Linked DNA regions of Homo sapiens: region 1 is linked to region 2. A link is a loop called in an ENCODE intact Hi-C map of the cell type or tissue named here. Cell type or tissue: gastrocnemius medialis. All regions are shown on one strand. Each heading gives the region's core, and the rest is flanking DNA. Links, peaks and the distances in the headings are about the cores only.

Region 1 (15,285 bases), core at 3,691-11,690, 140 kb after region 2:
AGGTATTATAATACCTGAGTTTTCATACACATCAGTTGAGGGTCAGAGAGGAGGAGTACTTGCCCAAAGTCATCCAGATTATAAGTGACTCTATTAGTCCGTTCTCATGCTGCTAATAAAGACATACCCTAGACTGGGTGATTTATAAAGGAAAGAGGTTTAATTGACTCACAGTTCCACATGGCTGGGGAGGCCTCACAATCATGGTGGAAAGTAAGGAGGAGCAAAGTCATGTCTTACATGGCAGAAGGCGAAGGGGTAGGTACAGGGCAACTCCCCTTTATAAGACCATCAAATCTCATAAGACTTATTCACTATCACAAGAAAAGCATGGAAAAGACCTGCCCTTATGATTCAGCTACATCCTACTGGGTCCCTCTGATGACACGTGGGAATTGTGGGAGCTATAATTCAAGATGAAATTTGGGTGGTGACACAGCCAAACAATATTAGTAAAAGCCTGGGCTGGAATGCAGGTCTGCCTGGCTCCAAAACTGAAATTTTAAAACTATTTTATGATGCCTCCATTGTATGTCAGGTACCTTTTCGGTGTGTCAGAGTATCATGATGTGCCCTTTGTGCATCAGATATTTCAGGGTCTGGTTTCCCCAAGATTGTACACCTAATTAGGGGAAGAGCCAAGTTTCAACAAAACCTTGCTGTCTCTCAAATTAGAGTATTGTATGCTGGCTCCATCCTCAGGGCACACCTTGGGTATACACTCTTTGTGGTCTAAGGTTCTCCAGGGCACACACTAGCAGAGCCCTGGGTAGCATGGGTTAAAAAAGAAGCCATTACCACATCCATTCACCATGAATCCTGTTTTTTTTGTTTTTTTTTTTTTTTTACCCTGAGTAACTGAGAACAAAGCTCACTTCACCAAAATGTTCTGATGCCAGGGGTCCCAATGAAACTCCTGTTTTCAACCACTTGCACATAGTTAAGTGGAGACAGTTAAAACCCTAATTACTGAGCTGGTGGGTCCCACTGACACCTGTAAGACATTTGGTACAGTGCAGGAAGTAATGCTTCCTTTCCAGTTTACATCACTATTTAATCTAATTATTCCTTCCAGTTTGGCTTTCACATATTCCATCAAAGAAGAGATTGCTCATTTCCTTGCGAAACTGTATACGTCCACCGTAATGCTATTTTTCACCTCTCGTAAGTAATCTGAGATTTCCTAACCTTCTCCCCCTACTGTATTCTCTGGCTAATGTATAAACCTGGAAGAAGTTTCTTGACAGAGAAGTCAAGAGGGACTCACTTGTGGGAGAAGCATTTCCATTTCAGAGAATTGGAGAGCTCAAAGGGGCCTTTTACTTCATCTGCATCAAAAGTCCATCCTTTTCTAATTGAGGACACTGAGGCCTAGACAGCAAACTCTTCCTGAGCTCCTGCCATGTGCAGGCTCTAGGAAAAAGGAGTGGATGAGGCCAAACAAAGCCCCTGCCCTCAAGGAGCTTGTGTCCGGAGAAGCAGAGAGAAATGAATGTAATTGAAAATAATCAATGAATTCCAAATGCTCAAATCAACGTGTAAAAGAAGTATAGGTTTTTAATGAGAGGTTCCCTGAGTAAGTCATGCTTAAAATAAATCATAAAAAATGAAAAAAGATTGCACCAGGTGAAGAGTGAAGAAAGAACACTGCAGGTGGAGGGAACAGGCATGCAACTGGGGTGACGGAGAGATGTCTGGAACAGTGGGAGTGGGCAGAGTAAGAGAGAACACAGTCAAAGAAGCAGCCGAAGTGGTGGGCAGGGGCCAGTCTGTGAAGCTTTGGAACACCTGTTAAGTTCTCTCCTTGAGGTCAGGAATGGATACTCCATTTTCCCCAGTAAATCTCTCTCCACCCTTTTGCACTCTGTGCCCTAGGAGACTGACCTCTGGGGGTCACCTTGAGACAACTCGGTTGCCCTCTGCTTTCTGTTTGGGTTTGGCCACTAAGAGACACCAGGGAGATTGGAGAGCTGGAGGAGTGACCTCAGTGTATTCATTCCCTGGGCTGTTCCCCTGCTGGGTTGCGGGTTGGCGAGACACTGAGCTAGGGAAGGCCCCGGCTTCTGTTAGTTGATCATCTCCTATGGGCTTCCCTTTGCTTGTTCCCTTAGGCTTAAGGGTGGTGATAACTCTCTGCCTGGCCAGTGTGTGGTCATGTCACCTCTCTTGTTGGTGTCACTGTACCCTGCCCACTCCACCTGTAACCAGTCCTTCGTGAAACTCCCTTCAGTTGCTCTGAGTCTTCCATCTTTCTCCTGCAGGGTCCTTTACAAAAGGGCTCTGGCATCAAAGGGCAGCTGGCGGTGGAGACGGCCCTCAGAGCAAGGACATCAGTGATGTGGATCAGCGGCTGCAGCTGAGGAGAGCGGACTCAGTCCCAGTCCGCTGAAGGAGGGACATGAAGTCAAGGGAGAGGCAGCTGGCAGACCTAGCAGGGGACCCTCTAAAGTCCCATGAAAGTACACATGACCAAAAAAGGGCAGCTCTCAACTCCTGCCAGGCCCAGAGATCTCAAAGCCATCTAATGAAAATGCCTATTAAGTAAGAACTTTCCTACATCCCTTTCTAGCCCCTATCCCTGACCCTGTGCCCCAACCATGAAGGGGCCAGACATCAGGATAAGCAAGCTGGAGGAAGAGACGGAAAGGAGAGGGAGATTGTGAGAGGCAGAGCAAGTGAGCTCTAGGCACTCCCAATGCGTGAAGGCATGTCTTCTGCCCACAGCAGCCAGCTCAGGAGATAGGAAACATCCACGGATAGATTCTAATCTCTATGTTGAGTCACTGGCTAAGAGATGTCAGAAAAGTCATAAGATTGCCAAAATTTTCATCCAGGTGCAAGGGAATGACTACTACTCCCACCAAACAGATTTGGAGAAATCAGGAGAAACAAAACGCCCACACTTGCCTTCAGGATTACCCTTCATGAGACCCTTTCTTCTTGTTCAATTGACCAGTGATTTTAGGGAATGCTGCAAACTAAAATTGTGTTGTGTTTACAAGTTGCCTATTTCACTGTTGAACTTATTTGACCATGCAACACTTTTTGGGCTAAAACCCCAGTGTAATTCTTTTCTTGCCATGTACTTTGTAAAATGTTGCTTTTGATACCAAATGCACAAGTAAACAAATAAATAAAACAAATAAACATTTTCTTCCTAGGGAGGACATTATAATAATGGCTGGTTAGGGCTGGTATGATCTAGTAGGCAATGGAACTATTGTTTTCGGTATTAATCTGCCCCAAAGCACAGTTTTAATCAAACAATATAGTTGTATAATAAATAAAATGTCCATGCTCAAGACCAGGAAGTTATAAAAAATCATCAGAGAATACTTTGCGTATGTCACATGTTATATAAATGGTAACTCATGCTAATAACGTGAACACTTTGTATTCCTTTAATGATCTCTGGGACCCCACAGCTCATACAGAGTCAGGGGAGGGGCCTATTGGGCATTAAAGAGAGAGTGTTAATAGAATCATGAGTATTTGTTTATCATCTGTTGGCCATCAAAATGAAATGTGGTGGACTTTTCCTGTATAAAGTGATGCTATAATTTTATAACAAATTTAAAAGACTTGCTAGAATTACAGAAATAAAATAATAAATGAAAGCTAGTGGCCAGGCGCTGTGGCTTACGCCTGTAATCCCAGTACTTTGGGAGGCTGAGGTGGGCAGATCACTTGAGGTCAGGAGTTCGAGACCAGGCTGGACAACATGGTGAAACCCCGTCTCTACTAAAAAATACAAAAATCAGCAGGGAGTGGTGGCGCATGCGTGTAGTCCCAGCCACTTGGGAGGCTGAGGTATGAGAATTGCTTGAACTCGGGAGGGGGAAGATGTAGTGAGCCAAGATCATGCCACTGCACTCCAGCCTGGGTGACAAAGCAAGACACCATCTCAAAAATAAATAAATAAATAAAAGCTAGGAAGAGAAAAACAACAGATGGAAACTTGCCCTAGAGAGGCTTTGGAATTCACCTTTGTCCCAGTGAGAGAGAATAGACCCAGTAGGCAGTCTTAAAGCCACGGTGTATCTCAGGCACCCATCCTTTACATTTTCCCCACGAGGAAACAAATATTGAGGCTTGTGGGTGCTAGTGTAACAACTGTCACTTGGAAGGTGTTCACAATATATGTGCTGAATGAATGACTCTGCCAACTCTGTTGTTTCCTAGGTGAGAAGGACACAGGTCCTACTGTGTCACTGTCTCCTTTCCTCTCTCCTTTGCTGCCAGTTTTTTTTTTTTTTTCTAGATTGTGTCTAATGTCACTAAATGTCTAAATGTCACAATATCACTACTAGGTAAGAACTGTGATTCTTATTTAATGGATGAGAAGACTGAAGCCCAGCAAGATCACACAGCTGGTGAATGATAGATAAGGTCTTATTGCCCCAATGTGAAAGTAAAACTCAGTAAAATGTGCCTCTTCTTGGACCTATTGGACTGTTGCACTGTTGCACACTAAGCCTATTAGACAATAATAATAAAGCACAGAGGAGACCCTCGGTATCTTTCTAAAAAGCTTTAAGTGTGAGAGTTTGGGGCCCTGTAGCTCTGAACATTTTATGAAACCAAGTATAATAATACTCGATAGGCATTTCCATGGGTATGAATTTATGAGACATTAGAAAGGAGGCCTAAGAATTTTGAGAACAGAGTTAAGAGGATGATGCACATTCTGATTTTTGACAGCATCTTGAAATAGGTGCAGTTTGTGTTTGGTGCCCTCTCGCCTCCATTTAGTGCCTTCAGAACCTAAAGGGCTGGGTATTTAAAGGTGGAATTCCAGGCACTACAGTAGGCAATGGAACTATTGTTTTGGGTGTTAAATCATAAAGGAGGCTCCTTCTTTCTCCTTGTGAGCATCTCCTTTAGCATTCCTGTGAAGTTGCCACATCTTCCTGCTCAGTAGAAAGCCTTGATTCCTATGGCTAGTCTTACTTTACAAAAGGAAATCCTGAGGCGTGGAGAGCCAAACCAAGTCAAGGAAGGGGCAGACTGCATTCTCCTTTGACCTCCAGACTTGTTAGTTCCTTGACTTTTGGATAATTTTGTTCCTTCACCCGAGTACACTAGGAATAGCTCATTAAACTACCCTTATTTAAACAGATCACGATTACAGTCTCTGCTACCTCCATTAGCACTCTGAGCTCATCTCTCACTGTTCTTCCCCACTCACTCTGTTTTCAGCACATCAGCCTCCCTGATGTTCCTTGAGTAGATCAGGTGTGCTTCACCTTTGCAATTTGCTTTTGCATTTGACCTTTGCACTTTGCCTTTGCACTTCACCTTGGCACTTGCTGTTCTTTTTCTTCCTCTGGGTACCCTCATGGCTCCTCACTTACCTCCCTCAGCATCTTATTCAAATGCCAACTTTTCAGACTCAAACTCATCTGACCACCCCATTCAAAACTGAGAACCTTCCCTTACCTGGAACTCCTTATACCTTTTCTGTATTGCTGTATTTGTAGCATGCAGAACCAGAACAATGTCCAATACAGAGAAGTTACCCAATAAATATATTGAATGAATTAATACATTTAAGTAGCCTCTGCTTTAACTGGATTTCCTGCAGCCACTAAAAATTCTGAAATGCCTGTGCCCAGGTGGGGCTTCCTGTTCAAATACCTCTCATTTTTATTAAGCTCCTTCCTGGTCACCAGTCTGAGGTCAAACTTGCTGCCTAACAGGGGCAAAGAAGGAACACTGGCTTCAGTAAGCACAGTGAAAATACCAGGAATGGCTACATACTTGGAATCAATCCCATATTCTACCTTTAACACCCTTCTTAAATCCCCTTTCATTTCAAATTAAGGATGACAAATAAGAACCAACAACTCAGAGTTGCCTGGTTTTCAATGTTGAATTAAAACTTAAGTCAGCCTTCATTTTTATCAATCTTTATTTTAGGGTCAAGAAGATGGGTTCTGGGGGTGGAGCATTTGGTTTGAGATCCTTGTTCCATGCCATAGTAGCTAGGTGACCTTGGGTAAGTTACTGCCTCTCTCAGTGCTCCGGTTTCCTCATCAGTAAAGAGAATATGATTATAGCAACTTCATGGGGTTGTGGTGAGAATTAGCTGGGGAAATACGTATAATGCACTTAGAACAGTATAGAGGAAGTGTTAGAAATTTCCCTTATCATATGGCGGGAATACTGCTATCTTTCATTGACCTTAAGTGGAAGAAATGCACCCCAGTTACCTATGTCAGCTCCAGACTCCTGCTCTGTGGGTGGGGGTGAGGGTTAGTGATTCTTTGGGTCTTATATCAGTGTGGCTTAATGGGACAAGGAGTGCCCAGTGATGCTGGTTACTTAAAAACACCACCCTCTAGCCAGCCTGGCTGGGCCCTGGTGATTACTCCTGCCCACTGGCATCCTCTGGTAGCCACTGCCTGTGCCTGTTGGCTGGAGAAAAGACCACATTCGGCACTCTTGCCAAGTCATGAGTGAGAGGCAGGCTGGTGCCTTGCCCAGCCCCATGACACAGGAGCCTGTTGCCCCAACTGAGATAATTTTCTTGTCACTAGGCCTGAAATCCTCACTAGAAGTCATCTTCAAACTGGTGTTCTGAAACAGGGCCAAGTCCCCAGGCCTGAGTTTGCAGGCTGGGAGCTGGTCTTCCCTAAAATGCACCTTTCTAAGAGAAGGAAAAAACTTAATACAGCTTGCCAGGGGGAATTAAGTGTCAGTGTCTGTTTTTTTGAATGGCTATTTGCATGTAGACAGGAAGCTTCACAGTCTTTTGCAAAAGCAGCGGGGAAAAATGAAAAAAGAAATCCCTCACCTCCCCAGGGAGACATTTGAGGAATAGTCAAGCCTGAGGGAAGTTTGGATGCCAAGAAAGCCGTGTTCTGCACTAGTCAGAATGTGGACATGGTGGGCGAGATTTGGGCAGCTGCACAGCTACTGGGCAGTTTTCTATTCAAACCCACTCTGGCAGAGGGGAAATGCTCTTTCTTTCATTCTTTCATCACTTGTTTTTTCTTTTTTTTTTTTAAAGGAAAGTTAAAAAAAAATATTACAAAAGATCCAGAGACACACTGATGTCACTGAGAGGGGAGACCCAGGTCATCATCAAAAGTTGGTTTTAGGGGACCCCCCCCTCCACCCCACAAAAAAAGCTGAGCTCTAAAAGGCAGCCTAGACAATGGATCAGATGCCAAACCATGTGAAGTGCCCAAAGGCAACTCCAAAACACCCGGCCCACCAGTGGGTGGAGGCTGCCAAGGAGACAGATGCTGTAGCTTTAAAAATATCTTCCGCTGCTTGGCATCTGCAATTGCAGGCTGCTGTCTCCAAGAAGGAGCGGGCGAGGGCTGGGACAGCTGGCCAGGCCGCAGCAACCGGCGTATATGTAACGAGAGCGCCTCTAACCACGGGGCTGCCCATTTGGCCTTGTTAAATCACCCTCAGCATATGGTGAGAGACATCTGCCCAGGATCTGGACCTCACAGCCTGGAAGAGGAGGGCCCAAAACAAGCATTCTGAGGCCTGGGAGGGCTAGAGGCAGCTGGGAAGGCATTCCCAGGGCCGAGGGCCTCCTTTGACAGAGACCTGGTTCTGAGAAAGAAGGGACTGACTCAAGGTCATGCAACAGTGTGCTGTCAGTGTGCTGGGGAACAAGTCATTGAGATTCCTTCAGCCTCTGTTTACTTATCTGTGAAATGGGGTAAAGTATATACCTCATGGGCTTGATGCGAGGGTTAGATAAAATAATTTAAGCGAATGCACCTTGCTTAATACATTTCAGTTGACTATGATTCGCAGTCTTCCAATTATAAACGTTGAAAGCAGCCACTGACATGTTACGTTTTCAAGAGGCTTTGGGAAAGATCCAAAACTCTCCCCAATCCGTCTCTACCTGCTTACTGCTGGATGAAATTCACTTACCCAGGAATTGCACCCATTTTTGGCTGCTATTAAAATGCAGCCTTACTTCCGAGGGCAAAACTTTGAACTGTGAAGAGTTTGCCCTCAAGGCAGGTTTTTGAGGGCTAGCAGGGAGTCCTAAAAAAAAAAAGGCAAACTAGGATGGGAGCCAACACCTTCATTAGAAAACAGCTCTTTGCCTCTTAGAGCCATTTAACTTTCCTCTACCTTAAATCTCGACTCCAAATAGCAAAACTATGGTTTTATTTATTTACTTATTTTTTGGCTTCCAGATAACATTCTATTGGATTATTTTTATACCACTACCCTCTCATTTTAAAAAGCCACTAGTAAGTAAATTCTTAAGTAGGGCAATGACCCAGCCTCGAAGGTAGTGGGGATATATACTCCCAAAGTGGTATTAAATAAGAAGAAATTCATACAGATATCCTGGTGGACATTGGCCATGCATATCTATGGTAGCTAGAGACACACCACTTTTTTCTCTTTATATAAGAGTACTTCATAAATATCTCTGAAGACTATGACCAATCCTTGGAAGTATCCAATATCTTTCCAAGATCAAATCTGAGACTTTTCATTACAGTGACATTACTATTCTTTCCTCATATTTGTGGTTGCATTGCCAGCCTTTATTCTCACCTGTTTCCAATCCCAACAACCTCTAATTGCCTTTTAGAGCTTATGGGTTCCAGGTTCCACTCCAGGTGTGGACACATGACTGTGTTAATTCAAGCATTGTCTCCTACCCTCTGGCCACAGTTTCGGTTTGAGAATGGGTCATAGGATGGACATGGATTCAAACAGACTGACTTTGTTTTTTTATTTTTATTTTTATTTTTTTCTGGGAATGCTGAGACTGTTTCTTGTTAGATATAAACGGGGAAGAGACTAGGGAGATTCTTGCCTTAAAACTCCAAGGAAGGCAGAATGGAGAATCTGGGTGACTGAGTTGCTAGATCAAGCCATGACTGAAGGCCATGCTATATTTGGACTTTTCAGTGACAGGAACCAATATAGTCTTTTATATTTTAAGCCTGTTTGTGTATCCTGTTTTCCATATTGAGCAACTGAAAATATCCAGATATGCTCAGGGAAGCCCAAGGAAGTTGTGCTTACAGATATTTGGTCTTGGCTTAGTTTTAGATTGTCAGTTGAGACTTAAAAGTCTTTTTTGGTTTGGTACATATGTTACATGACACCATTAGAGCTTGGGGCTGAGCATGCTTGACCTCTTGTAGCATGAAAAAGATACCACCCCTAGATTAGGAATGAGGATAAATGGGGGCAAGTCCTCATTTACCACCAAAGAATACCATTTTTGTCCTCCAGTTCCCCACTTGAATTGACAAGTGGGACATATTAAATTAAGGTTTACTAAACTTCAGCCATTTATCTATTACCCTCATATTTTTTTTCTGTATTCACCTGTGCTATTAGTTGCTTTAAATTAATTCACTTCAGCATGCTTATACATTGTTGGTGGAAATGTAAATTAGTTTAGCCACTGTGGAAAGCAGCTTGGAAATTTCTCAAAGAACTTAAAACGGAGCTAACATTCCATCCGGTAATTCCATTACTGGATGTACATACAAAAGGAAATAGATCATTATACCAAAAAGGACACATGCACTTTGTATGTTCATCGCTGTGTTGTTCATAATAGCAAAGACATGGAATCAACCTAGGTGCCCATCAATGGTGGATTGGATAAAGAAAACGTGGCACATATACACCATGGAATACAATGCATTCATAAAAAAGAATGAAGTCATATTCTTTGCAGCAACATGGATGGAGCTGGGGGCCATAATCCTAAGTGAATTAATGTAGAAACAGAAACCAAAATACTGTATGTTTTCACTTATAAGTGGGAGCTAAACATGGAGCACACACGAACATAAACACGGAAACAATAGACCCTAGAGGGGAGAGGGAGGGATGGGGACAAAGGTCAAAACACTACCTATTGGGTACTGGGTTCATTATCTGAGGCAATATACCCATGTAACAAACCTGTACGTGTACCCCCTGTATCTAAAAATAAAAGTTCCAAAAAATTAACTCACCTTTCTTAATTTTATAAGTCATTTAATAGTAAAAGAAAATGTATATCATGATAGCAAATGTGAAAGTCAATATTTAATGCACATTTAAAAAATATACCATTATTAACAAAAAAGAATGTATACCACCTAAAATTACCTTGCATATGATCCATTGGGGAAGTCTAGGAGTCGGCCATTGGTTTTCAAGCTGTGTTTTTATGGAACTAAATTGTTTTGTTGTGGCAGTGTTAGATGCAAATTTCATTTCGTAACATATTTTAACTACAGTCATCCATTGCTTAACGACAGGGATACGTTCTGAGAAAGGCGTCCTTAGGCACCTTTGTTGTGCCAACATCATAGAGTGTATTTACACAAACCTAGATGGTATAGCCTACTACACACCTAGGCCATATGACATAGCCTATTGTTCCTAGGCTACAGATCTGTACGGCATATTACTCTACAGAATTCTGTAGTCAGTTGTTACACAATGGTAAGTATTCATGTATCTGAGCATATCCAAACATAGAAAAGGTACAGTAAAAATACCGTATTATAATTTTATGGGACTACTGTCATATATGTGGTATGTCATTGACCAAAATGTCATTAAAGAGCACATGATTGCATTTTGAAAGTTGAAATAAAAATCTATGTTTAGTGTTAGTGTCAGTTTTGGGTTCCTTGTGTCTGTTTTTCATATTTATGTAAAAGAATATACTTGTCTCTCTCTCTGTCTCTATATGTATACACACAGAGACTTAAGTATATTCTTTAACATAAATATAAAATATTTATTAATATTTATAATAAATATTTTCTTACAAATAATATTTATATTGGAGACCGACAACGTAATTATTTGAGCTGCTAGGCAACTAATTTTTATATGCACTCAGAAGAAAACATCAACAATCTCTGTGGAAATATTTTAAAAATAATTTTCATCAAATTTTTATTACAGAAAAATACTAATACCACAAATGACCAATAATTCCACTGCCCACGGAATCCCTTGGGTGTTTAAAAAATAATAATGCTTATCTGCATGTACATTCTAATTTCTTATAAGTATGTCGTTGATTAGGAAGATTGTAGCTCTGCAATGGTCTTTCTGGAATTCAGACTTTTAATCTAAAATTGCACAAGTGAGTCACAGGTACTCCAAATAAGTGGCAGGCAAATATCTCATTTACTTGGCCAGTCCTGTTGTCAAGCTGTAACAATCTAATTCAGTTGTGTGTGAACTTGTGACATGCTGATCCCCGTGAATCACATGTTATAGACAAATTTAATGTTGGTGCAAGTTTTGGGCTCCTTGTGTCTGATTGTCATATATATGTCAAAGAATATCGAGGACTATCATCGGTATTGTTACTGGTTCAACTTTGAAACAGAAGTGTCTCACTATCTTGCCTTCAAGCTTCTGGCTCAGATTAAATGAAGAGTATCTTGAGATTGTGAGTCAAGCTGTTAACAAAAAACAAACAAACAAGAAGCCCACAGATGTTACCACTTTCACTACTTATCAGTGCCATCAGAATTTCCGTGAGGCCAGGCATTCAAATCAAAATGCCAAAATAAAGACAATAACTGAGGCTGATGTGTTTGCAAATATCATCCATAATTCCAATATCAAATGTTAGCATTCATCAGAATAACTTCATTGCTCTTTGTGGCTGAACTTGAAGAAGTAAATATTATTAATTTTAAATTATGAAATAACATTTTATTAATAAAGTAGCAATACACACACACACACACACACACACACACACACATTCACCTGCAATATCTGAAAACCAGTGGACCGACCGTATGATTTTTAAGGTATTCTTCCACCTCTAAAAATAAAGTCAACCTCTTAGGCTGACTCAACTTCAAAGTTGTGGTTGTGAAAAATAATAGGAAAATGACAGGTAACATTCATACAGTGCTTTGCAGATTCATAAAGTGCTTTGAAGAGTATGACTTTCAATCCCTAACTCTAACCTCAATTTTTCGGTGCTGCTTTCTCTCATTGCCCCAGGCCACGTTAAGCACATCACTGTCTAGGCCCCCAGGGTTCCTGCTTCATAATTTTGTACTGCCCTACCACAGCACTTTAGAATTATTTCTTTATCTGCTTGCCTCTGCCCCTGGATTGTAATCTCCTCAAAGGAACAGAGCATATCTTGTTCATCTTTGTATTTTCAGTGCCTAGTGTAGTGCAGAGCATTTACTTAATGAGTGTTTGGCTGCTTAAGTCAATGAATGGTTTCTTGGGAGTGAACAGAAAAACTGAGCACTGAGTGATTACGTTTTTTTTTTTTTTTTTCCATCAGCTCAGCACATGTCTTCCTCATCAGGAATATTTATTAAGTAACAGCATATGTTGTCCTCATCAAGGAATATTTATTAAGCAACAAATTTGCACATAAAATTTGGCAAGGTACCATTGTCCCGGACGCCCATTCTCTCCCCTCAGTCCTGACACTGTCCAAGTTCATGTCCTCATTAACTTGGGTCTGTTGCAAGAGCCCTGAACTCTTATCAGCACACACCTGACTCATTCCTATCTACGAGCCTCTGCTCATATGTTTCTCTCCACCTGGAACACCTCTCCTCATCATTTCTGCACATTCGTTATCACTCATACTTCAAACCCTTTCTGATAGTCTCTTCTGGGCCAGTCCTAGCTGGAGTAGAGAAACACCATCTCCTGAAATGCTCTAATGCATCCTGTTACCCTTCCACTGTCCTTATTCTTCTTAAGGGGAGAGTTTATGTTGAATCATTTGTGTGTCTAGCAGAGCATCAAAAAGCATATAGTACATGCTAAAAAATTGGTGAAAGAATACTTTTTATGGTCCCTATGGCTGAAACAAGCTAGCCACTGTCAGTATCAGAATAGAATCCTGGAATTTTGAATCAGGTTCATCTGTCCAACTAAGAACACAAAAAGAAATGATTCCTGTTCTTCATTGGTTCACACGTATCACAGCTGTGTATTCCCAGGACAGTTACTTAGTGTGTCCAGTTCCCCAGCTTTTCTTTTGCTAATCATGATTGGTAGCATATATCTGAAGAACAAAATAGGTAATAGATGCAGATGTATCATTATAGGGCCTGGCCCATGGGAAAGGTCAGGTCAGTGGTCGCTACTATTACAGTTGTTGTTTTTGTTATTGCCAAACAATGCTGTAAAAAATCTTATAAAAATTGGAAATTAAAAAGCATGTGAGTAGCGGAAGAAAGCTACAGAGATTTTTTAGTTGATGAATTTGTCTCTCAATGGAGAACTCCCTGAGGGCAGGTTCTGCATCTTATCTATCTGCATCCTTAGCATAACACGATACTTGGTACTGAAAAGGGATGCATTAAAAGGCTCTCTGATGTAACTGGATGCATTAGTCGATTATGTTAAGAACAATTGTAGTATTCTGAGTGCTCACTAGGTGACTGCTAGTGTCCTAGATCCTCTCCTGACTGTTTCATGCAGTCCATGCAACATTCCTGCTAGAAATAAGCTATTCTCCTATTTTGTGGCAGAGGCCACGATGAGGAGGTAGCCTAGTCATGATTAAGATGCAGGTCTATTGGATTCTAAAGCCCCTGCTCCTCACCACTGCTATACACACTACAGTATTGCCCTACAAAGTTAGAAGGTTAATGCAATATTCTAGTCCCTGAACTAAGGAAGGGGCATAGATGATGGTGAGGCAGAGAAGAAAGCAGCAGTCAATTGACTTTGGAGACCGATTCCTTGGGGAAGGGAATTAAGAGTTGGATGGAGGAAAAGAAGAAAACTAATGATCACAGAGAGAATTCACGAGAGAGGCAAGCTAGTGAGCCAGATTGCCCAGGATCTAGAGCGATACACTTCCCACCACCCCAGGCTCACGGTGGCTTTCCTCGTAGGTTTCCTAACAGGCCATGACCACAGTTGGCACTGGCCGGCTGCAAAGCAGGCCCGATCTGTAACAGCAGTGCTAATGGGAAGTTGGCCCTGCCCCAAGCGGGTATGGAAAGTGGCTGTTGGCTCTTGTAAAAATCCTTGGTCCCGGCCACTTTTCCACAAAGAGAAATTCACCATCCCAAAGAAACGCCATCGCCTGTTCCTGGTGCCAAACTCGAGGAAAATCAAGTCGTGAGACTCTCTCTCATTTGCCTGGGTGAAATGACAGATAGCAAAAGAGCTTTCAGTTTCCTCTACCCCCAAAAAGTCTGCCAGAGATATAAATATTTAAAAACAGGAGCTAGACTGAGAGGGTTAGCTTTCACTGTGTCTTCTTTGGCAAGCTTTCGATCCACCCACCAGATATCATTTTATTCTGTGTAATGGAATGGCAGTTCTGGGTCGCACATCCCAACTTCTGACACACTGAGTAGAAAAAAATGACTGTGACCCTTGTAAACTATTTTTGTAGTTTCAAACTGATACAGACTCAGGTTGTGAATGCCAGATTGAGTATAGCTATGAGAGGTTTAAATGCTTTTTTTTTTCCTGCTGTTTCCTTATTTTTATCTCCTGCTAAGAAGTCCTCTTTCTGATTTCTGTCCAGTCACTTAACTCCTTTTCCTTGGTACACAGGATGCAAAAAAACAAAAAAAAAACAAAAACAAAAAAAACAAAAAAAACTGCTTTCATTTCAAATTGGTTAAGCAAAGTACATAAAAGTGTACAGTCTGCATTTCTTTGTTTCTCTCCCATGACAGTCCCCAAAATTGTCGATAGAGAAGACAATTCAAAATTATTAATTCTCTTTTTCATATAGAGAAGTGGGTGCAAACCCCCATGAAATTAAACAGGGTTGAATCATCACAGATGACCTTCACAATCCAGGCCTTCATAATTTTAGGTGGATTAGAGAAAACTAATGAGGATTTTGAAACAGGCTTTGGACTAAAACTCTCATCATGCAAATCCACTGAAAGACCCCATAACTTTAAAGCACAATTAACCTGATCCCCAGTTCGCACCCTCCTGTATCGGACTCATTTTACTTCCTCTTATTCTACTGTCTTCACAAAACAATGATGACAACAATGCAGCAGATATTTTTCTCTATTTTTCATTAGATTCTGTTGTTCTTTTTCTTTCTTTTTCTTCTTTTCTTTTCTTTTTGTTCTCCATTGCTCTGTCCTCAGAGTCCTTTTTAATTTGGCTTAGGACTCACAAGAGTTAATAGGCGAAGGGGGTTGGTGGGGGAGGAACCCACTTGTTTTAAGCCTGGAGCCTGTCACCTTTTCTTGGCAATTACACTGCTAATGGCTGGGTCCCAAGCAAAGTGGCAAAGAATATCTCTTCTCACGTTCCCAACTCACAGTGCATTCCCAAATACCAGATGGT
Region 2 (15,285 bases), core at 2,345-10,344:
CTTCAGGGGAGGCAGCTGGTGACCCGTGTCCTCGCCCTCCAAATTCCCCTGAGCGAAGCAGGGCGCCACCTACAGGCGAGCTCTAGATAGCAGGCAGGAGAAAGACGCGCCTGCAAAGTAATGTGGCCCCGTCCCAGCAAGCCTAGCAAGGCCTGTTGTGTCCACAGCCTCCTCTCAGCTGCCTGAGCCTGTACCGAGTTATAGGTCCGTTGGCAACAGCAAGAGCCCTGAGGGCACTCAGCGTGTGCTTTTGGGGAGTGGAGAACTGGGTGTTAATTTCAGGAATTGGGGGATTCCAGTATCAAAGAAGTAGCAGCTCTGATTGGACAGGCAGGTTGCACCCTGACAATTTTGGCTGCACTTTGACTCCAGTATCTCGACTCCAGGCTATTTTCATGGGATGCACTACGTTTCCTTGAGAATAGCTGTGTAACCTTGGGCAAGTTACTTTATCTCCCTGAGTCTCTGTTTCCTCATCCCTCAAAAGAGGGAATAGTGGTACCTGTCTGATAGAGTCATTGTGAGAATTTAATGAGATGATGTAGGTAAGAAGCTGTAGGTGCCTTCTAAGGAATTTTCACCTATTTCTTTTTTAAAAATAGTTTTTAATTATTTATTTATTTATTTTGAGTCGGAATCTCTCTCTGTTTCCCAGGCTGGAGTGCAATAGCGCGGTCACGGCTCACTGCAACCTCTGCCTCCCTGGCTCAAACAATTCTCCTGCCTCAGCCTCCTGAGTAGCTGGAACTACAGACACGCGCCACCATGCCCGACTAATTTTTTGTATTTTTTAGTAGAGACAGCGTTTCACCATGTTGGCCAGGCTGGTCTCAATCTCCTGATCTCAGGTGATCTGCCCGCCTCGACCTCCCAAAGTGCTTGGATTACTGGGATTACAGGCCTGAGCCACCGCACCCAGCCAACTTTCACCTATTTCTAATGTGAAAACCCATCTTTTATTCTAAGAAATCTAACTTGTAAGACTGTTTAGCTTCTTTCTGTTCCTTGAAGATTAGGGCCTTAGAGGAAGTGGGAGAGAGCTAAGAGGTTTCAGTGTTTGAGTAGGAAACAGGATGGGTTATGGGGAGTTTTGATAACTAGCTTATCTCCTCATAGACAACGGCTGTAGGCCGGGTGCTGTGGCTCACATCTGTAATCCCAGCTCTTTGGGAGGCCGAGGTGGGCGGATCACCCGAGGTCAGGAGTTCGAGACCAGCCTGGCCAACATGGCGAAACCCCATCTCTAATAAAAATATAAAAATTACTTGGGCGTGGTGGTACATCTGTAATCCCAGCTTCTCAGTAGTCAAGCAGGAGAATCACTTGAACCTGGGAGGTGGAGGCTGCAGTGAGCCGAGATCACACCACTGCGCTCCAGCCTGGGCAACAGAGTGAGACTCTGTCTCAGAGAAAAAAAAAAAAAAAAAAAAGACAATGGCTATGTGGTGGCTCAAGCCTGTAATCCCAGTGTTTGGGAGGTGCGCGGGTCACTTGAGCCCAGAGGCTGGAGACCAGCCTGAGCAACACAGAGAAACCCATTTCTACAAAAAAAAAAAAAAAAAAAAAAAAAAAAAAGCTGGGCGTGGTGGCCCATGCCTGTAATCCTAACTACTTCGACAGCCAAGATGGAAGGATGGCTTGAGCCTGGGAGGCTGAGGTTGCATTGAGCTGAAATGGCACCACTGCACTCCGGTCTGGGTGACAAGCTAGAACTGTCTCAGAAACAACAACAAAACGAACCAAAAAAACCAAACAACATCTTATATTTGTGGATGACTTACTATTACTATTTACTATTTTTATTATCATTTGCCTCTATTAAATGATTTAATTATCATTTTCACAATCTCATATGGTATACATTATCCCTATTTATTTATTTATTTATTTAAAGACAGGGTCTCTCTCTGTCACCCAGGCTGGGGTGCAGTGGCACAATCATAGCTCACTGCAGCCTCAAACTCCTGGGCTCAAGGGATCCTCCTGCTTTGGCCTCCCAAAGTGCTGGGATTATGAGCATGAGCCATTGCGTCTGGCCCATTATCCCAATTTTAAAGATGAGGAAACAAAGACATGGGGATGCAAGCCATAGTTGCTGTATTTTTTCTGCTTTTAAAAATATTTTTTGGCAGGTCACAGTGGCTCACGCCTGTAATCCCAGCACTTTGGGAGGCCAAGGCAGGTGGATCACCTGAGGTCAGGAGTTCGAGACCTGTCTGGCCAAAACAGGGTGAAACCCTGTCTCTACTAAAATACGAAAATTAGCAATTAGCTGGGTGTGGTGGTGGGCACTGTAATCTCAGCTACTTGGGAGGCTGAGGCAGGAGAATTGCTTGAACCCAGGAGGTGGAGGTTGCAGTGAGCTGACATTACAGCACTGCACTCCAGCCTCGGCGACAGAGCCAGATTCTGTCTCAAAAAAAAAAAAAAATTTTTTTTTTTTTACTCTAGGAGCCCTAGATCTGTATTTCACTATATTTCAGAATCTACCTTTTTTTTTTTCTTTTAGAGTTGTGATCCTGCTATGTTGCCCAGGCTGGAGTGTAGTGGCTGTTCACCGATACGGTGATAGCATACTTGTAGCCTTAAACTCCTGGTCTCAAGGGATCCTCCTCCCTCAGTCTCCTGAGTAGCTGGTACTGAAGACTCAAGCCACCATGTCCAGTCAGAATCTAACTTTAACATTAATCTACCTTTAAGTTTACCTACTGTGTGCTAGATTACTAGATTAGGAATTTTAAATATCAAGTGTCGTATAATTCTCACAACACCTTTGTGAAGGAAGACTAACTTCTGTCATCACAGAAGAGGAAGGAGAGGTTCAGGGAGATCAAGTGAGTCACTTAAAGTCTCATAGAGAAGTGGCAGAGCCAGGTTATGGAGAGCCCAGATCTCCCAGCACACACCCAGGTGTCTTCCACTGCATTACAAGTGGAATGTAATGCATTCCACTTGGCTGCATTACAGCCAAGAACGCACCAACTGGCTCTAGGGTACTTAAAAAAGTTATCAAGAAAGATCAGGCAGAAGGGTGGCTTGCTCGGTACTTTTGCTACACTAAAGATGTGGTAAAAGATGGTGTTTTCAGCCTCAGTTAATTGTAGATTATAATGTTTCCTAGGAAAATATTGATGATGGAAGAAGGGAGCAGGGGTGCATTGGGAGAAACCAAGAATGAGTGAATTTGTAATTTTATAAATATCAATAATTTATATTTATTTTATGACCAAACTGACCAAATGTCATTTTAGTGTATACATTACAATGAAAAGTTTAGTATAATCTAGCTATTGTCAAATCCTGGCATCTAAACTATAGTCATAGAGCTTTGTCGATCTGGTTATGGAAATTATTTACAATAGGTGTTTTTGTATAGCAAATGTTTTTGCTGGTCTGTATCCATGTAATAGGAACATTTTATGATGAAAGGACTGGATTGTTCAGGGAAGCAAATTATGCTTCTTTCAGGAGTGTTGTTTTGTCATTGTGCAACAATTACTCATTAGTTCCCCTTCTTCTTACTTACCTAAGTAGCAAACCAACCCGTTCATCATTCCTAACCAGAAAACGCCTTTCCATCCCCCAAAACAACTGAACTCATCAAAAGGTGTGGAGTTACTGATAGAAGGGTTTGAGTTGGGCATTGGATGTAAAGGTGTGCATTCCATCTTCTTTCTCCCACTGGGTCCAGCCATGATGCTTTTGCTTGCCAACACAATATCGTGAGCTCAGACTTTGGCAATTCATCTCTGGTTTCTTTACACTGAGAGTGTTTCTAATAATATAATAGATTTTCATTTTGAAACAGATGCCACAGAGGATTCGTTAGCAGGAAAACCCTACTGTGTAACTAACACTATAAAGTTACCAAATGTAAGGTTGGGTGGTTAGATTGTTAGCTTTTGGGGACCAGTTGGTAATTAGATAAGGGGGCTTTGTAAAGAAAAACCAGTTGAAACCAACACATATTAATGGAATGTATTTTGTATATTCTACACTGTTCTAGGTGCTAGGTGCTAGCAGAAATATGGAGAAATACAAGAGTATTTCTCCCAACATTTGCATTATTAGTTTTAGGGTAAAATTTTCTCCCATTCTCCCATTTTTCAAGTTCATGCCTTAGTTTCGTTATAATAAAATCATGAGGATAATGTTCAAAGAACATATACCCTAGCTCAAACATTAAGCTGATAAATTTTCTTCCTGAAATTACTATCTTCATTCTAGAATTTTAATGTTTCTCATTTCATCATCTTCACATAGCTAGGGTGACTTGAGAACAGACTTTAGGACTTCCATGTCATGGAAACACACATTGATTGGTGTAAGAGTGTGGATTGGATAGGTATATTTCTGGAAACCTTAGCTACTTCTTTTTGGTACCATTTCCCAAAAATGAGCAATCCAGGGCTTTTTTTTGGTAAATAAAGGGCAGAGCTGTGATCCAGTCTATAGGCCACTTTGGTCATTTATTTATTTTGACACAGAGTCTCGCTCTGTCACCCAGGCTGGAGTGCAGTGGTGTGATCTCAGCTCGATGCAACCTCTGCCTGCTGGGTTCAAGCAATTCTCCTGCCTCACTCAGCCTCCCGAGTAGCTGGGATTATAGGCATGTACCACTACGCCCGGCTAATTTTTGTATTTTTGGTAGAGACAGGATTTCACCATGTTGGCCAGGCTAGTCTCGAACTTATGACCATTCACCTGCCTTGGCCTCCCAATGTGCTGGGATTACAGGTGTCAGCCACCGCACCAGGCCTATAGGCCACTTTGAAACTCATTACTGTTCTTCATATCACCTGTGTTGAATCAGAGCATTGACCTTCCCAAGTCCCAGTCTCAGTACTTCAGAATGTGGGTATCTCCCTGAGTCAATTGCAGGGCACAGGCTGTTCTGTGTAGTTTCAGCTTTGGGAAAGCAGATACTTATTACAGTGAAATGACTTTTTACAACAGACAGGAATAAGATTTGCTTAAGAAGCTGAACTGCTGCTCTTGATCATGGAGGATGGAATGTTCAGTAAGGGCCACTGGTGAGAGTCTAATAAACTGATATTACTTATTATTGACATTAAATGGACCAGTCTCATGGGCCGGTTACTCCGAAAGTCAATTACCGAAGCCTGTAGTAAAAACTCAGTGTTTTCAAATAATTTAGAGGCTCCAAAAGGTATCAGTAAAACATGGACTGCTGAGTGTCTGAGGCAACAGAGCTGACTGAACATAAACAAGATGGGCATAGTCACATATTTATTTGAAGAACTCCTGAAGATGCCCAGAGCCTAGGGATCATGGGAACGATTCTGAAATGGTTGAAAGAGAAGGAGGGGTTATATCAATACCAAAAGTATTTAGGCCCAAGGACATTGTCTCATTTAACCCTGTGTAATCCTCACAATACCAAGGCATAATTATCCCCATTTCACGGAGGGAAACAGAGACTCATAGTTACAATTCCTAAGAGGCTTGGATAGGGCTGCTTCTGTGCTAGTCTGGCCCCAAAGCCAGTAGATTATCCGTTAGATTCTGGGCCCCTCAGCCTTCTCAGTCTGGGCTTGATTTACTTGTCCAACTTTATCTTCCAACCGGAATGATTGGCTCTTTTTTTTTGACAACGTCATCTCGAACTTTATTAAGTATCTGTTTTCTAGGCTGAGCCTACATAGAACAACCTCTGAACTGCAATGGACTCACGGAGATGTCCACACACAGATGCTCTGAGACTCCACTAGCCAATTCCAATACCCATCCTTGATTTGTTTACTCAGCTTTGCTGCATCTATTTGGATACTTAATCTAACCAATTTGTCCCTTTTTTGAATTTTTCTCTCGCTAATCAGCTTGCAAGATCCTATTCTCATTCTCAATAAGCGCTGCTGGTGCCTGATTCAGTGCTCCGCACGTTGTTGTCTCTCAAGAAATCCTTGCTGGTTGCCTGTAAGGCACCCACTCTCCCTCCTTCCCTTCCCATCCTCTCCCCCAACAAAAGCTGGTGCAGAAACATCCCAAAAGGGGCCAGGTTCCACGTGCTTCGTCCCCTTCCTCTGTCCCCTCACTGTCACCCACCAGGCCCCAAATATAAAAGGCGAAAGGCGCCGTTGCAATCAAAGCCTCAAAACAAAAGGCTCAAGGGGCGACTTTATTGACTCAGCCCCAACCAACTCAAACTTCCCCGTCGTCAGAATGTTCTTTCCCGCCACTACCCTGTCTTCCTGGAGCTGAACTTAAGACTCTTGGTCTGGCACTCGAAAACGCGTGAGGGGTGTGTGTGTGTGTGTGTGTGTGTGTGTGTGTGTGTGTGTGTTGGGGGGAAATGGGAGAGGATAGCAATAGTGCCGAAGGTGGAGGCAGTGGGGTGCGGGGAGAACGTTTCCCAGGGAACCTGAGAGCCCCAGATCTCGCGGCTGGCGACTTCCAACTCTCCCAAAGAAAGCCGCGGGCCTAGCTCGTTCATCAGTGTCACATTTCAATGGCAGCGCGGGGCGGCCTCGGCCAGGTGCCCGCGCGGGGCCGCGCGCCTTCCCGGCACGGCTCGGCCCGTCGGCGATTCAGACACCGCCAACCCACAAAGCCCAGACGGGAGCCCGGGGCTTGGGGAGGCCCCGAAGGCCCTGCGCGCCTCTCCTTCCTGCCGCCCCCACTACCCGGGGCTCCTTCGCGGCCTGCCGCCGGGCAGTGCGGGCCGAGTTCGGGCCTCTGTGGCTGGAGCCCGGCCGTCCCCGCGCCCCGCTGCCGTCGTGGCTTGGGGGTTCTGTCCTTCCTGCCTTCGAAGGCCAGGTCCCTCCTCACCCTCCACGCTGGTTCCCCCGGGAGCCACTGTCTGGGGCCAGGGGAGCCGGACTTTCTGATCGCAGCCCAGCTCTGCGCGACAGCGGGGCCGCGGACACAGCGTCCGCAGAGCGGCAAGACACTTTCTAAACTCGGGGATCTTTCAGTTTGCGAACAGGGTGGCGAGTAGAACTCTACCCCCAGCGCCACTGCTTTTACCCGGCCGCCGCGAGCTGACACCAGAGGGCGCCGTTTTAATGCGCTTCGGGCAAGGACCAGCTCCGGGAGCGCTCCGGCGTCGAGGCCGGGCTCGGATCTCGGGACTCGCTGCGGCGCCCTCTCCCCTAGGGCGCTCGGCCTGGGGTGCAACAGCGAACCCCGCTTCCCTCTTCGCGAGGGGAGGTTTACTGCACAGGATTGCGCCCTGGCTTTGCACAGAATGAGGGTTCCTTGCAGCCGTCCGGGTGAGGAGGAGGAGTGGCCCCTACCTGAAGCCGTGCCCCCGCCTAACTGCTAAAGAACACGTCTGCAGGCGTTGTTCAATTGAGAACGACTAATTAATTTTCCAGCACTTGTGCAGAATACTTTAAAATGGAAAAATGAAGGTCTTCGATGAAAATGAAGCTTGATAGTGTGCACCTGCCACTAATGTACGGTGCACGGCAACTTCCCCTCATTAGAGCGATGACTTGGGTTGAGAACAAGTCATATAGTGAAAATCACTTCAACACGTGCCTGTTCATATGCATAAACTCCTGTGTACCAGATGGCAAAATATAATGACATCTTAAACAGCTAATTGCATAAACCTTGTAATGCAGATAATTGCTGTACCAAAGTAGGAGTTAATAATTTCCCACTGTATTGCTTGACTTCAGAGTAATCCTCAAGGAAAGTTGTGACAATTCTAACACACTAAAGTTCACCAAGAGGTAATTAAAACTAGCAGTTAAATCATTTGACTTTCAAACCCTTAATTATGATTCGGAAGAACTGCTTTGTGGAAACCCAGAATTTACGGATGGTTATGTGATAACATTTAATGCCTGTATTTCATCAAGTTTTCTTTCATATATTTTATTCTGGAAAGTTATTCCAATAGCAAGAGGTTTCCATTTTGGGGTAAGAGTGGTTAACTGCCACCCCCAGTTGGACTGTTGATTTTTTTCAATTAAACATTTATTTATAGAGCCCCTTCTACAATAACTAACTCCAAGCCTTACCATGTGCCTGGCATTGTTCTAAACTTTACAGGTATTATCTCATTTAATCCTCAAAGCAACCATCTGAAATGTGTACCACTGTCATCCTCATTCTCCAGATTAGGAAGCCCAGACATAGAGATGCTAAGTAATTTGCTCAAAGTTGTCTAGAAGTCACTTTCCCAAACTCCTACGGTCTGACCCCAGAGCTCATGCTATTTACCGCTGTAATCTACTGTCTCATGGATTAAACCAGGGCCTTAATAATTTAATATTTCTTTTCTTTTCTTTTTTTTTTTTTTTTTTTGAGAAGGAGTCTCGCTCTGTCGCCCAGGCTGGAGTGCAGTAGTGTGATCTCGGCTCACTGCAAGCTCCGACTCTCGGGCTCACGCCATTCTCCTGCCTCAGCCTCCTGTGTAGCTGGGACTACAGGCGCCCACCAGCACCCGCGGCTAATTTTTTCTATTTTTAGTAGAGACGGGGTTTCACTGTGTTAGCCAGGATGGTCTCGATCTCCTGACCTTGTGATCCGCCCTCCTCCCAAAGTGCTGGGATTACAGGTGTGAGCCACCGCGCCCGGCCAATAATTTAATATTTCTAATTATTGTCTAATAATATTTAGAAATAAAACTAAAATAACATAATTGGAGTATAAAAGTCAGTTGACAGGTAGATGTCTTTGCTGAATTTATCGGTTTATGTCACGATACATTCCAGAAGCAGCTATCTGCTATTTCCACAGGGTAATTCCACAACAGTGAATACACCAAGAAAAATAAGCCTTTGAAACTAAGTTTTTATTTCATCAATACCTAGTTTAGAAGGCATGTGTGTCAAATATTGTATGTTCTCATTCATAAGTGAGTGTTAAAAATGTGTACACATAGACATACAGAGTGGAATGATGGACAGTGGATACTCAGACAGGTGAGAGAATAAGGGGGGGGGGTGATAAGAAATTAGTTAATGCATACAATATACATTATTCGGGTGATTGATAGCCTAAATGCCCTGACTTGACCACATTGCAATCTATGCATGTAACAAAGTTGCAGCTGGGCACCATGGCTCACACCGATAATCCCAGCACTTTGGGAGGCCAAGACTAACAGATCACTGAGGCCAAGAGTTTTAGACCAGCCTGGCCATCATGGTGAAACCCCATCTCTACTAAAAATACAAGAATTAGCCAGACGTGGTGGCAGGCACCTGTAATCTCAGATACTCTGGAGGTTGAGGCAGGAGAATCGCTTGAACCCAGCAGACAGAAGTTGCAGTGAGTCAATATCGTGTCACTGCACTACAGCCTGGGCAACAGAGTGAGACTCCATCTCAAAAAAAACAAAACAAAGCAAAACAAAACCAACAGAAAAACAAAAAAATTGCACACATACACCATAAATTTGTACAAAAAATGAAAAGCATGTGTGGCTTAATGTTTCTCTTTCTTCATCTTCAAATAAAACTAAAATTAGGCTTCCCAGGATATACAATAATGAGCATAGAACAAAATACTCTTTATAAAGTACACAGAGAACCATAGCCTTCCTTCTCCATATTGATATTGTAGAATTTCTCTTTCCTCAGTTTGGGTAGATGTATGGGGGCATAAAATGAGAGATGCCAGCTACTTCCTTAGTATAGGGGCCATATAGCGTTGGAAAGCCCATCATTAGAGATTACTTTCTGTGAGTTGAGTGCCATCTCATTTGTTTTTATGGCTGCATCATATTCCATGACAATAAACCAACTTTTATACAGACTCCCAGTAGAGGAAATGGTTGATGGTTTATTGCTAAGCTCCTAAATCCCTCTGGTCTCTGAGCTGATGGCTTATTTTCCTTATTAAGGGAGAAATCAGTTACAATCATGGCAAAATCCAGGACAGAAAACTTTAAAAATCCTTTTAAAATTGTTTTAAGATGGTAAATCTCATTTATGTTGGTATGCGACTAATTGCTTAGTAGCTCCAATCTGGTTGTCGGAAGGGAACAATATCACTCTCTAACACTGCTAGTAGAAATGTACATTGGTAATCCTCTTCTGGAGGGTAACTTGTCAGTATATATAATGCCTTATATCTTCTGATTATCTGTTCTACTTTTAGGAGTTAATCCTAAGGAAATAATCATGAACTGTTCAAATATTTAGCAAAATAATGTTTGTGACAATGGTTTTATAATGTTGAATATTGGAAAAATTCTGATATTCAATAATTGTTTAAGTGAATTGTGGTATATACATACCTTGGAAAACCATGCAACCATCAAGATACTCTGATATATTAAATGAATAAATTACATTATAAAGTAGTAAGTACCGCATGATCTCATTTTTGTTAAAAATGTTTGTATATATACATACAAAATAGACCAGTAGGAAATATATTTTAGAAAAGTGGAATTATAAGTGATTTCTATTTTCTTCCTTTCCATGTTTATATTTTCTAAATTTTTATTTTATTTTATTTTATTTTATTTTTGAGACGAAGTCTTGCTCTGTTGCCCAGGCTGGAGTACAGTGGCACAATCTCAGCTCACTACAACCTCTGCCTCCCTGGTTCAAGCAATTCTTCTGTCTCAGCCTCCCAAGTAGCTGGGACTATAGGCGCATGCCACCACACCTGGCTCATTTTTGTATTTTTAGTAGAGATGGGGTTTCATCATGTTGTCCAGGCTGGTCTCGAACTCCTGAGCTCAAGTGATCTGCCTGCCTTGGCCTCCCAAAGTGCTGGGATTACAGATGTTAGCCACCATGCCCGGCCATGTATTTGCTAAATTTCTAAAAGTGGGAATGTCTAACTTTCATAATAAGGAAGCAATCATAATAAGAAAACATAATAAGAACATAGTGTAAAATTATTTACAGTCATGCATTGCCTAATGACTGCATATATGATAGTGGTCCCATAAGATGATAACAGAGCTGAAAAATTCCTATTGCCTAGTGATGCCATAGCTGTCCTAACATCCTCGCACAATGCATTACCTTTTCTATGTTTGGAAACACAAATAATTACCACTGTGTTACAATTTTCTATTCAGTACAGTAACATGCTGTCCAGGTTTATAACCTAGGAGCAATAGGCTATACCATATAGCCTAGGTGTGTGGTAGGCTCTACCATCTATGTTTGTGCAAGTACACTCTATGATGTTCACACAATGACAAAATTGCCTAGTGATGCATTTCTCAGATTGTATCCCCATTGTTAAGCAATGCATGACTGTATATTAAAAACAAAATCAACAGAGCAGAGTGTACATCTATCTAGTAATGGTGACAAGGTAATTTGGACTGATCATCCCCCTGAGGACAATGAGAAAAGCTGATAAGAATATAAAAACATCCGCCTTAAGGCATTGGAGAACTAGCAAGGTAGGGAAGAATTATGTGGCCAGTATCTAGAGCATTTGGGCCTAATTTCCACTAGGGTTATTTGCCCATTCTAGAGAGAGTGGCTAAGGATTAAGGTTGGGGAACAGAAATTAAACATCAGTGCCTGCTCAGGTTGGGAGGCCTGAGTTACAACGCTGGGAAGGTCTGAACCCTGGGAGTGTGGGTGAACCAGAAATAGAGAGGCCCCACAGGAACTAAGATCAGTCTTGAATCACCTTTAAATTGGATTGAAGTGATTATGGCTTGAGGGCAGAGACAAATGGGAATCCTCTCTGGGGAAGATAACATCATCCTAGACCTCAAATTAATTCTATGAACAAATTCTGAAATACAAAAACTATTGCATAATAAGAAAACAACTAGGCATATAAGGACATAAGACGATAGGAACGAGAACTGGCAAAATCAACAGGGAATGGAAAAAGATCTATTGGGACTCCAGATATAGGAGTTATGAGACACAAACTTTAAAATTACCATATCTACCATGTTTACAAGAGACAAACCTAAGGCATAAAAATACAGAAAAGTTGAAGAAAAATAAAAAAAAAATACATAATAGTAGCCAAAACACAACTGCTATAGTTATACATATTGTAAAGCATTACTAGAGATGAAGAGAGACTTTGCACTGAAAAAAGATTTAATTCATAGGAAATTGTAATGTACCTAATAACAGTACAAAAATATATAAGGCAAGAATTGACAAAACTGAAAGGTGAGATAGACTAATAAATAGTATAATGGGAAATTTTAATAATCACTTACAGTACCTAAGAGAATCCACAGACCAAAAATTAGTAAGAATATAGCAGATTAAAATGCATTATAATCACATTTAAATTAATGGACATGTGTAAAATAAAGCACACAAAAATCCCAAAATACACATTTTTTTCCAAGCACATGGAAAACTTAATAGACCATAAAGAAAGTTTCTAAAACTTTTCAAAAATTTTTATTTCAAGCAATTAAGCTAAAAATCAGTAGCAAAAACAGAATGGGAAATCCTCAACTATCTGAAAATTAATAAATATTGTTCTATAGTCCCATAGTTCAAAGAAGAAATGACAATGAGAATTAAAAAATAATTTAAACTAAAAAATTGAAAATATGTATCAAAACTAGTGTAATACAGCTAAAGTCATTCTTAGAGAAAGATCTATAGCTTCAAAGATGTATATTAGAAAAAGAGAAAGGCTGTCAATCAATGTGTTAACCATCCATTTCGAACATTTAGAGACAGAGCTGCAAATTAAACAAATAAAATAGAAGATAGGAAATAATAAAGATAAAAGCAGAAACAAATGAAATAGAAAACAGAATAGAGAGGATCAATAAATCCAAAAGTTTATTTGAAAAGGCTAATAGAATTGATAAATCTCTCATGGAAAAAACATGAAAAAGGGAAAGCAAAGAAAACAGAAAACACATCTAATGTCACAAAAAATGGTCATGATTACAAATATTACACACATTAAAAAATTTAATGAAAGGATAGTATAAATAACTAAGCAAATATATTTGAAAATTTACATAAAATAGACAAATTTGCTGAAAAATGAAGCTTTCCAAAATGGATATAGTAGAAAGAAAAAATATAAATGATTTGATAATTATTAGATAAATTGAATCTATAATTTAAAAACTTTTATTTATTTACTTAGTTTTTCTGAGGCAGAGTGTCACTCTGTTGCCCTGGCTGGAGTGAAGTGTTGCGACCATGTCTCACTACAGCCTTGACCTCTTGGGCTCAGGTGATCCTCCCACCTCAGTCTCCCAAGTAGCTGGGACTCCAGGTACATGCCACCATGCCCAGCTAATATTTGTATTTTTTTGTAGAGATAGTTTCGCCATGTTGCCCAAGCTGATCTTGAACTCCTGGGCTCAAACTATCTGTCTGCCTTGGCCTCCTAAAGTGCTGGGATTACAGGTGTGAGTCACCACTACCAGCCCATGATTTAAAACCTTTTAATGAAGAAAATCTGGAACTAAATGGCTTTTCCAGCAAATTCTATCATTTAAAGATGAGATAATGCCAATCTTCTGAAAATTTTTTTCAGAGTAGAAAAAGGGACAGTAATACCCTATGAAGCCAGAATAACCTTAATACCAAAACTTCATAAGTACAGTTTAAGAAAATCATAAACCAATCTCTCTTATGAAGATAGACATAAAAACTTTAAGAAATTAGCAAAAAATTTAGCAATATATGAAAAAGGATAATAAATCATGACCAATTTGGGTTTAATCCAGGAATTCAAGGTTGGTTGGACATTCAAAACTCAACCAACATACTGCATAAATTAAATAAAAGAGACAAATTATATGATCACCTAAATATATGCAGAAAAAGCATCTAATGAGATTCAACACCTATTTTTGATTAAAAACATCTTAGCAAACTTGCAATACAAAGGAATTTACTTATTCTGAAAAAAGTAGCTACAAAAATCCAACAGCAAACATCACACTTGGTGGTAAAATGTTAAAAGCTTTAGAAGTGGGAACATCATAAGGATGTCTATTATCAACATTTCTACTCAATATTGTACTGATCCTAGTTAGTGATTGCAGCAAGGCAACAAGAGAAATAAATGTACTGTCATGTGTCACTTAATGATGGGAATGCATTCTGAGAAACACAGCATTAGATGATTGTGTCATTGTGTGAACATCATAAAGTGTACTTACACAAATGTAGATGGTATAGCCTGCTTCACACCTATGCTATATGGTATAGCCCATTGTTCTTGCTGAAACCTGTACAGCATGTTACTGTACTGAATACTGTAGGCAATTGTAACATAATGGTACATATTTTTTGTGTACTAAATATAGAGAAGGTAATGCATTGGGCCATGACTTTGAGATGACTATGAAGTCATTAGGTGATAAGAATTTTTCAGCTCCATTATAATTTTTTTTTTTTTTTGAGATGGAGTCTCGCTTTGTCACCAGGCTGGAGTGCAGTGGCGCAGTCTTGGCTCACTGCAACCTCCGCCTCCTGGGTTCAAGCGATTTTCCTGCCTCAACCTCCCAAGTAGCTGGAATTACAGGCACGCGCCACTATGCCCAGTTAATTTTTGTATTTTTAGTAGAGATGGGGTTTCACCATGTTGGCCAGGCTGGTCTTGAACTCCTGACCTCATGATCCGCCTGCCTTGGCCTCCCAACGTGCTGGATTTACAGGCATGAGCCACCGTGCCCGGCCTCATTATAATCTTTTAAAATTAAAATTAAAATTTTTTTTTAGAGATGGGGTCTCACTCTGTTGCCTAGGTTGGAGTGCAGTGGTGCAATCATAGCTCGCTGCAGCCTTGAACTCTTGGGCTCAAGCAATCTTTCAGCATCTGCTCCAGAGTAGCCAGAACTACAGGTGTGTGCCATTAGGCCCTGCTTTCCTTATAATCTTATTGGACCACTGTTGTATATGCAGTCTGTTATTGACCAAAATATTGTTATGCGGTACATTACTGCATAAAGATTGGAAAGGAAAAAATGAACTCTCATTATTTATATATGATATGATGGGGAATATAGAAAATCCAGAATACCTATTAATTATTAGAATTCTTAATTGAGTTTAGCAGATCACTGGATACAAGAGCAATATGTGAAAACATTGTATTTCTATATTCCAGCCTTGAACAGTAATAAAATAGAAATTTAAAAGTAATCTTTCGGCTGAGTGCAGTGGCTCACACCTGTAATCCCAGCACTTTGGGAGGCCAAGGTGGGCGGATCACTTGAGGCCAGGAGTTCGAGACCAGCCTGGCCAACATGGCGAAACACTGTCTCTACTAAAAATACAAAAATTAGCCGTAGATGGTGACGCACACCTGTAATCCTAGCTACTCAGGGGGCTGAGGCAGGAGAACCCCTTGAGTCCAGGAGGCAGAGGTTGCAGTGAGCTG

The links. Hi-C counts contacts between places; a loop is a spot of excess contacts. Peaks named below come from ENCODE experiments on the same cell type or tissue, not always from the same donor. Only the 100,000 strongest peaks of a DNase experiment are listed, where the experiment ranks them.
Region 1: it touches region 2 in a loop (6-fold over the local background); 2 of 110 quality-filtered maps call a loop at or near these places.

What each region holds. Positions count from the first base shown.
Region 1 is chr1:60,895,820-60,911,104 of GRCh38, reverse strand. All of the region lies in intron 2 of LOC105378764 (a long non-coding RNA gene), which reads left to right. Among named protein-coding and RNA genes, the nearest start is that of NFIA-AS2, 67 kb to the left of the region's middle. RefSeq lists an enhancer at 7,337-7,870. In gastrocnemius medialis, for the core only: no CTCF peak of the experiment used is centred there; DNase peaks (open chromatin) are centred at 6,424 and 7,334; H3K27ac peaks cover 5,588 bases.
Region 2 is chr1:61,034,849-61,050,133 of GRCh38, reverse strand. No RefSeq gene overlaps it. Among named protein-coding and RNA genes, the nearest start is that of NFIA, 40 kb to the left of the region's middle. In gastrocnemius medialis, for the core only: a CTCF peak has its summit at 7,002 (motif pointing right); a DNase peak (open chromatin) is centred at 7,013; H3K4me3 peaks cover 1,109 bases; H3K27ac peaks cover 1,967 bases.